2 separate regions of the Mus musculus genome follow, and region 2 is linked to region 1. The links are chromatin contacts, found by Hi-C or POLR2A ChIA-PET in ENCODE. All regions are on one chromosome and are shown on one strand. Each heading gives the region's core, a stretch centred on a gene start or an enhancer-like site at or near the end of the contact. The rest is flanking DNA. Distances are from core to core; before and after follow the strand shown. Region 1 holds the start of Abhd17a (abhydrolase domain containing 17A). Region 2 holds the start of Izumo4 (IZUMO family member 4).

What was found. A loop is a pair of places that touch in the nucleus more often than their neighbours do. ChIA-PET counts read pairs that join two places held with the same protein, here RNA polymerase II (POLR2A).
Region 2: POLR2A ChIA-PET joins it to region 1 with 11 read pairs in embryonic stem cell. The contact joins the promoter of Izumo4 here to the promoter of Abhd17a in region 1. A Hi-C loop is called at or near these places in 1 of 37 maps with a recorded cell type or tissue (gastrocnemius). POLR2A ChIA-PET finds 5 or more read pairs at or near these places in 2 of 5 experiments (both embryonic stem cell).

The regions. Positions count from the first base shown.
Region 1 is chr10:80,588,219-80,592,188 of GRCm38, reverse strand. Abhd17a (abhydrolase domain containing 17A) reads left to right here and starts at 1,848. Exons shown (of 5, transcript NM_145421.2): 1 at 1,848-2,014.
Region 2 is chr10:80,700,835-80,704,804 of GRCm38, reverse strand. It overlaps Izumo4 (IZUMO family member 4), which reads right to left and starts at 2,112. Exons shown (of 10, transcript NM_027829.3): 1 at 1,846-2,112; 2 at 1,676-1,756; 3 at 1,525-1,596; 4 at 1,049-1,075; 5 at 877-952; 6 at 719-766; 7 at 611-625; 8 at 370-387; 9 at 92-106. The coding sequence starts at 2,089. It overlaps Mob3a (MOB kinase activator 3A), which reads left to right and starts at 2,985. Exons shown (of 4, transcript NM_172457.2): 1 at 2,985-3,008.

The sequences.
Region 1 (3,970 bases), core at 599-3,098:
GATGGGAGCTTTTGCAGCGCGGGTGGGGGGGGTGGGGGACGGGGGACGGGGACGCAGAGGCAAACCGTCTGTACACAACAGTGCAGTCTTCTTTGGTGAGGCTTCCAAGAAGCAGGACAATTAACTGTACAGAGTTAGCATCAGTAATTTGAAGGCTACAACAGAACTACACAATGAGTTCCAGACTGGCCTGATCTATATAGCATGAGGTCCTGTCTTAAAAAACTAGACGGGGAGCCGGGCGGTGGTGGCACACGCCTTTAATCCCAGCACTTGGGAGGCAGAGGCAGGCAGATTTCTGAGTTCGAGGCCAGCCTGGTCTACAGAGTGAGTTCCAGGACAGCCAGGGCTATACAGAGAAACCCTGTCTTGAACCCCCCCCCCCAAAAAAAAACCCCAAAAATACAAAAAAACAAAAAACCTAGTCGGGGATGCTGGAGGAATGGCTCAATGGTTGAGAGCATGTACAGTAGGTGGGTGCAATTCAAGGTGCATGCCTTTAATCCCAGCATTTGGTAGAGGTAGGCAGATCTCTGAGTTCAAGTCCCTGGACTAGAATGAGTTCCAGGACAACCAAGGATACAAAGAGAAAGACTACAAGAAACAAAGAACATTTACTGCTTTTGTGAAGAACCTGGGTTTGGTTCCCAGAACCCATGTAGTGGCTCACCAGCAACCCAACTGCCCATAACTCTAGTTCTTGGGAATTTGACACCCCCTCCCTGGGTACATTTGTTGTGCACACACATGAGTGCAAAGCACACATACATATAAAATAAACAGATAAAGAACACCCTCTGCCCCCTACACTCAACTCAAAACGAGGGCCAGTGAGATGGCTCAGTGGGTAAAAGACTCTTGCCAGAAAACCTGAGTTTAATCTCAGGGACTCACTCGGTAGAACAGAGAGGATTCCCACAAACTGTTTTCTGACCTCCACAGGCGCTCCATGGCGCAGTAATGTAAATACACAGACAAATAAAATTGGGTTGTAGGGTGCTGGTGAGATGATTCAGCGGGTAAGAGCATCGACTGCTCTTCCGAAGGTTCTGAGTTCAAATCCCAGCAACCATATTGTGGCTCACAACCATCCACAACGAGATCTGACGCCCTCTTCTGGAGTATCTGAACACAGTTACAGTGTACTTACATATAATAAATAAATAAACATAAAATAAAAAAAATTGGGTTGTAAAGGTGTTTTGCCTATGTGTCTGTCGGGTATCTGAAGAAGCCTGAAATGGGAGTAGATTCTCCTGGAAATGGAGTTACAGGTGGTTGAGAACCACCTTGTGGGTCCTGGGATGTGTAGTGTTCTTAAAGGGTGAACACCTCTCCAGCTCCTGTCTTGAGATCCTGAGAGAAACTCATTTTATTGCCTCTTCCAGGAATTCACGGAGGGGATGAGCAGATGGGGTGGAGGGGGAAGGCAAGGATAATTTAACCAATCAACTGGGAATGCAAATCCCATCCTCTGAACGCAGCCCTACTCCGGTCAAAGTCACACCCTATCCAGGTCCTGCCCCCAGACCATTCGGTTCCGCCTTTATTCCAGGCCCCGCCCCCAGACCGCTCTTCACCGGGCACCTTGTCGCCAGCCAAGCTTCTTCAGACCATTCACCTTCACTTCTATTGAGGCCCCGCCCCCATATAAAGCCCCGCCCGCATAACCAAGTCCCGCCTTCCATCTTGAGCCCCGCCCAGAAATCCGACTCCTCCTTCTCATGGCCCCACCTCCAGCACATGTACCGCCCTCACAACAACCTACCCAATCCGCTTCGCGGTCGCTTTGCTCCGCCCCCATAAACAGCCAGAGGCCTCCTCGCTTGCGCATTCGCCTCGCATCACTTCCGGGGGCGGTGTTAGGTCAAGCTCACTTCCGCCCGCGGCGGAGCTGCGGTGGTGGCGGTGCAGGAGGCTGGGTCGGGGTCCCCGGGGGACAGACAGACGGACGCACGGGCGGGCGGCCGGGAGCCATGGAGTGCGGCCCCCGGGCCGGCGGGCGCGGGCGGCGGTGAGTGCAGGCGGGCGGGCGCGCGCGGGCTGCGGCGGTTTATGGTGTGGGGCCGAATCGAGCGGGGGCCCTGCGTCCGAGACCTCCCTGCGCTCTCCGGGGATGGCTGTGAGACCAGCGCACCCACCGTGTCCCTGGCATCCCCATGTCCCAGTGCAGCGATCCTGGAGCAGTCGCTTAACCTCCTCAGGACACGGCTGTGTCCCCAAGAAACGCCCGGGCCAGCCGCAGACCCAGGCCACTGTCCCACACCCTCTCTGTCTACATCTGTCTGCTGACATTCACCGGCCACCTTTGCCACTCACCTGGCGTCTTCCTGCCAGCGGGGGCCCACTGCAGGCTTCCTTTCTGCAGCCCAGGACTCCTTTATGGTTCCTCATCACCCCCACGATGAAGCCCTCTTGCTGAAGCACCCTCTTGCTGAGGGTGCAGCTTGAGCAGACCCTGCTCCCCTGGGAGCCCTTGCAGTTTTTCGAATCCTCTCCTGCTGCCCGGGTTTACCTCTGCGGTCCTCTGTCACTGAGCTATTTCCTTTTTTTCACGTGTGTGCGCCCACGCAGAGGACAGCTTCCTGAAGTCAGTCCTCTCCTACCATGCTGGTCCCCTGATCCAAATCGGATTTTCAAACTTGGTAGCAAGTGCCTTTACCTGCTGAGCCACCTCCCTCAACCCTACATTCTTTGAACTCTTCAGCTCCTAGAGGGTTGCCTCCCTACTATGACTGGCCCGGTGAGGCATGCCAGAGCAGACAGTCATATGTAGGTCATCCTAGAGCCCTTACAGTAGCTTGGTTGCTTGTAACACCAGGGCCTGGTTTTATGTCTGTGATCACAATGCTTGGGCTTTGTGGCAGTGAGTGAATAATCCCGGCTTACAGTACCCAGTGGCCCCATCTGTGACATGAGGTCCCACATGCTGTCTGTCCTCTCCATATAACACTGGCAGGTCCCAGAGGCTTATGTCTTTAATGTCTTTCTTCCACAGCTTTATTTTCTCTGGCTGCCCTGCACATGGTTGTTGAGTGGAAGTGGGTCTTCCAGGTCCTGCCCCATGCAGGATGGAGAACTAGTTAACTGTAGAAGTATCTGGAATCATGACTGAGAGTTCCTCCCCATATGGCAGACTCAGGATACTGGCATACGTAGGGACAGCCACAGGCAGGAAACTGAGGCCTCCCCTTGCTTGACTTGTCTAGAAAACATACTGCAGGTTGAGACCCCAGAAATTACACACCTGATAAGATGTGTGGCTAGGCATGAGGTCTGTGACTAGGAGGAGGAAGGACAACTCTAGAAGGGAGGTCACTCAATAGGTGTGTGCTGCAGAAAGTGTCAAAGTAGCGAGGGCCAAGCCTTTGACACGGAATGATAGCGGCGGCTGAGATGGACCTTCGTAAGGTTAGAGTGCAGTTGGGGAAAGGTTCAGGTGGTGGTTGATGGAACCAGCAGGCTTAAAGATGATGGGAGTGACCCGGAGGGGAGTGTGAGGGACAGCACTCCCTTTCCTGGCCTTGGTTCACTTTGTCTCCAGCTTGGTCAGGTGTTCTTTCTCACTGGACCACAGGTCCTTCCAAGCCCTCTGTGTCTAAGGGGTGTTAAATGAGGAGGCCTTGATTATAAAGCCAGTGTCTCTAAACATTGACCTTGTGGATATTTGGAGCGGGGTCATTCACTGATAGCCTGTTCTGGGCTATTCAGGGTCTTGGACAGAGTCTCTGGTCCCCACCTGCTCTGTAGGTGTGCTCCCAGTTACAGATGTGGCCTGGTGTTGTCTTGGTTCCCACCTGCTCTGTGCTAGAAGTGCTCCCAACTCCATTCTAGGAGTGCTGTAGATTCCAGGTGTGGCCTGGTGTCTCTTGGAGACACCTGGTGTCATCTGCATCTTTGAGAATTGCTACCTGGGAGCTGGGGACTTGTTGGTACTATCTTTGTCCTTGCTCTGGCTGTCATAGCTGTC
Region 2 (3,970 bases), core at 863-3,362, 110 kb before region 1:
GAGGTCTGTGGCAAAGAGGCCACTTGACTTTGGAATTCTGTTTTCCACAGGTCACCTGCTTCTTTGTAGCCTTATTCCCCAGCTCACTCACAAGGCTGGGGTGGTTCTGCACATCCAAGTTGAGGCCGCAGGGAAGAAACACAGCATGGTTCAGGCAGTGCGTTGACCACACAGGCAGGTGTGACTACAGATGGCCAGTGTGCCCTCAGGCACACAGCCCTGCCCAGCATCCCCTCCCGCTCTTACCCACCCTGCCCAGCATCCCCTCCCACTCTTACCCACACACCTCCTCACTCCATCCCTCTCCCCACTCCCCATACCCCGCTCCTCACCTCACTCCTCCCTCTCAAGTGGAAGGCCTGGTCTTACCTCATCTTTTCATCCTGTCTGAAATAGAATGGGGCTCCAGTTAGACCCTCCAGGTCTGCCACCACACCAATTCAGGGAAGAATAGGTTTCATGAAGACCCTTCAGCCAGGATGGCTTGCCCCCTTCCTCCAGCTGAACTTGGAGACCTTTGAAGGGTGTGGGCAAGGTCCTCCTGAGCCTTGGCAAGCTTCAACCCCTCATCATAAGGCACACACAACCTTGGATTCCAGCAGGAACTTACTTGTGCCAGGTGTTTCTACAATGACAGTAGGTTTGGAGTCAGGGGACCAAGTGGCCTCCCTTGGTGTCTCCCTCTCCATGTCCTGGTACCCAATAAGCCCCAGCTCACATGTATTTCAGAAGGCCCTGTACAGCTGACTCCCACTGTGCCGATGACCTGGGGTGGGGGGGGGGAACACAAGACTTGGTGGTGGGGTATCCCCAAGGCCCTGGTCCCCTTCCTTGCCTAGGACCCCAGGGGCAGTGGGATTGCTGCATGAGCCATACTTGCAGTAGTAGCCAAAGCAAATGACGTGGGAGTCCGTGCAGTTGCTGCAGGAGATGGTCTCGTACTGGTAGATACCTGCAATATATGAGAAGCAGCCCCAGACTCCCCTGGGCCCTCCCCAGCCTGGGCCACTGCCACTGTGGCCCTTAGCCTGGACCATGGTTCACTTACCACAGTGACGCTGACAGTCAATGCGGCCTGGGGAGGGGAGGACATAACAGGATAGTGCTTTCTGACAAGGCCCAGAGCTCAACACCTCAGCCCCACTTGTTTTTGTAGCCCAGGATACCCTAGCACAGAGAAGGTAGCCTAGGCTGCCTTGTGATTTGTGGCAATCTTCTTGCCTCGTTCCCTCATTTCTGAGTGCTGGGATTACACGCTTGTGCTACATGAGTTTCATGGATGTAGGAAGGGGTCAGTTGCAGTGAAAGATGGGGATAACCTAAGGGAAGGATGGTTCCATTGTTCCTAGGTGCCACCAGGAGACTAGTTTGACAGAAATAAGGGGGTGATGGGCATGCTAGCAAACATTTATGCAAAAGGGCCTCCTGCAGAGTCACTCCTCCCTGAGCCCTGTTTCCAGTGCCCCTAGCCCTGAAGTGCCAGCGGCCATGATCATCTTCCCCTCTGTGGAGCCCACTGCTCACTCTCTATGATGGCGTTCTGGATGAGGCGCACTTGCTCCCGGAAGATGGCCCGCAGCTCATTGGGGAAATACCCTGATGTGAGAGTCACAGCAGAACGGTCAAGTTCAGGTGCGTAGCAGCTCGCACCGGCCCCACCTGTTTCTCTTTTTACCTGGGAAGTACATCTTCCCCTGGTACAGCTGGTCCATCCTCTGGTACACGGCTTCTGCTACTTGATATAGCTTCTTCCGGGCTAAGGGCAGGAGGAAAAAGCAAGCAAATGAGTGGCCCTGCCCGGTTCCCTGCTGCTCTTCTGACCCTGGAATGGGTTCCGCCGCTCACTGATCTCAGCAGGAATGGCCAGATGGAGCTCCTTCATCGTGTTCTGGATCCAATCGGAGAGCAGCATCCCCGACACAGGAATGTCACCCACCCACCACGACTTGAGGTTCACGTGGTGACGATAGAAGGAGAACTTCTCCGCGAAATTGGGGTCGCACTGCAGGCAGCCCCGGGCCAGCGCCGCTGTCATGCCCAGAAACAACAGCAGGGCCATGGCCTGGCCCAGCCTGCCTTGCCCAAACATCGGCGCCGCCAGCGCCGCACCCTCCAGCCGCGCACCAACCAACGGTGCCTCCCGCGCCACGCCCTGCCACGCCGCACCAACCAACAGCTCGCGCTGTGGACCCTGGCCGCGCCATCCCCTGCCCGGGCCTGATCATGCTTCCAACTCTGGTCCCGCCCCGCTTAGACATGTCCCGCCCACCGGGCCTGATGGCGCAAGCCTTTAATCCCAGCACTTGGGAGGCAGAGGCAGGCGAATTTCTGAGTTCGAGGCCAACCTGGTCTACAAAGTGAGTTCCAGGACAGCCAGGACTACACAGAGAAACCCTGTCTCGAAAAAAAAAAAAAAGACAGCGCCTGCCCACGGATGGCTCCGCCCCTACCTGGCCAGGCCCCGATTAGACTCCTGTCCCAGGCCTGGTTCCGCCTACAGGCCTGGTACCGCCCACGGATGGCTCCACCCCTTTCTAGCCTGTCACCACACCCACCCCACCGCCATCCGGACTTCTGTCCCAGGGCTGGCTCTACTGGATCTCCCCAGGAGAGTGTAACTGAATCTCTCCAGTTACAATTGGCAACTGGTAATGCCAGTCTGTCCCCAGGCTCCACCCCATCCACAGCGCCTTACGCATGCGCTTTGGGCTGGCGCCAGTTCCCGAGCCAGCGAGGGAGGGCTCGTCCCGCCCCTCATCCGCTCCACTACAGCCAATTAGCAGCGCCCGTCCTGGTCTCCAGGGGCGCGGAGTGCCGCCTGCCTTTCACACCGTGATCCTCCGAACTCGGGCGCCACACCTCCATCCGGGCTGCTTCCCTTTAAGGGAAGTAAATCCGGCTGGCGGGCGCGGCCTGGGCGGGGCGTGCGGCGTGTCCCTCCGCGGGCGTGTCCCTCTGCGGGCGCGGCCGGAGACTGGGCGAAGCGAGAGACGGTTCCGGACAGCCAGGTGGGTCCTCCGAGGGCCAAGGCGGGCGGCGGGCAGCGGGACTTCATCCCTCAGGGTGACAGTGTCCAGCGACCGGCCCAGAGTGGGCGCTGGGGACCTGGATCTGTCAAAAGGAGGGAGAAAGGAAGCGTCATGGATCAAAAGCGTGTTTAATATTTGAGGTCCTAGATAGCACAGGCTAGCCTCCAGCGGCTGGATAGGATCCTCCTTCCCATCTCCGCTGACTCATTTGTTTGAAATGATCACGTTTCTGTTAAACTTCATTGAAGGTCTGGGCTCTTGCTCTGGAGTGAAGCATTTGCCTTGTGTGTAGAAAGCCCTGGGTTCTATCCCTACTTCTGCCTCTTCAGCACTCCTCGGCCTCCCCTAAATAAGCCATTGAAAGGCTGGATGGAGAGACTCAAAAACAGATCACAGAAAGTTAACTTTGGCCGCAGTTTCTTTTTCTTTTTTCTTTTCTTTTCTTTTCTTTTCTTTAATTCTTTCCTTTTATATTTAGCCCAGGCTATCCTGGAACTCAGCGAGATCACCCTGCCTGTGCCTCCTGAACGCTGAGATTAAAGGTCTGCGCCAATAACTTTGCCTTTTCTCTTCCCTCCTGCCTCCACCCCTTCCCTAGGCTCCATAGAATAAAGTGCCTACAGTCAAGTAGAGGTTGGCATAGTGTTAAGGCAGGGCAATTATTATTCCAGAGCTCCACGTGTATCCTTGTAACTTTGGTTTCTGATTTGCTACCGTTATGCAGAGTTGGGAGCTCAGGAACTAGGGGTGGGAGTGTCAGGGGACAGTTAGGTAGGACTCTCAGGTCAGCCAGCTCTTCCTTCAGCATGGAGGAAGTGGTTACTAGCTCTGTAAGTGATGGGGCTTCAGAGAGGTGCTAGCTGGAGGCAGCAGGATGCAAAAGAGACCACAGACTTAACCATTGACAAAGGCAGAAGCAGATAACCTGAGAACTTCCGAAA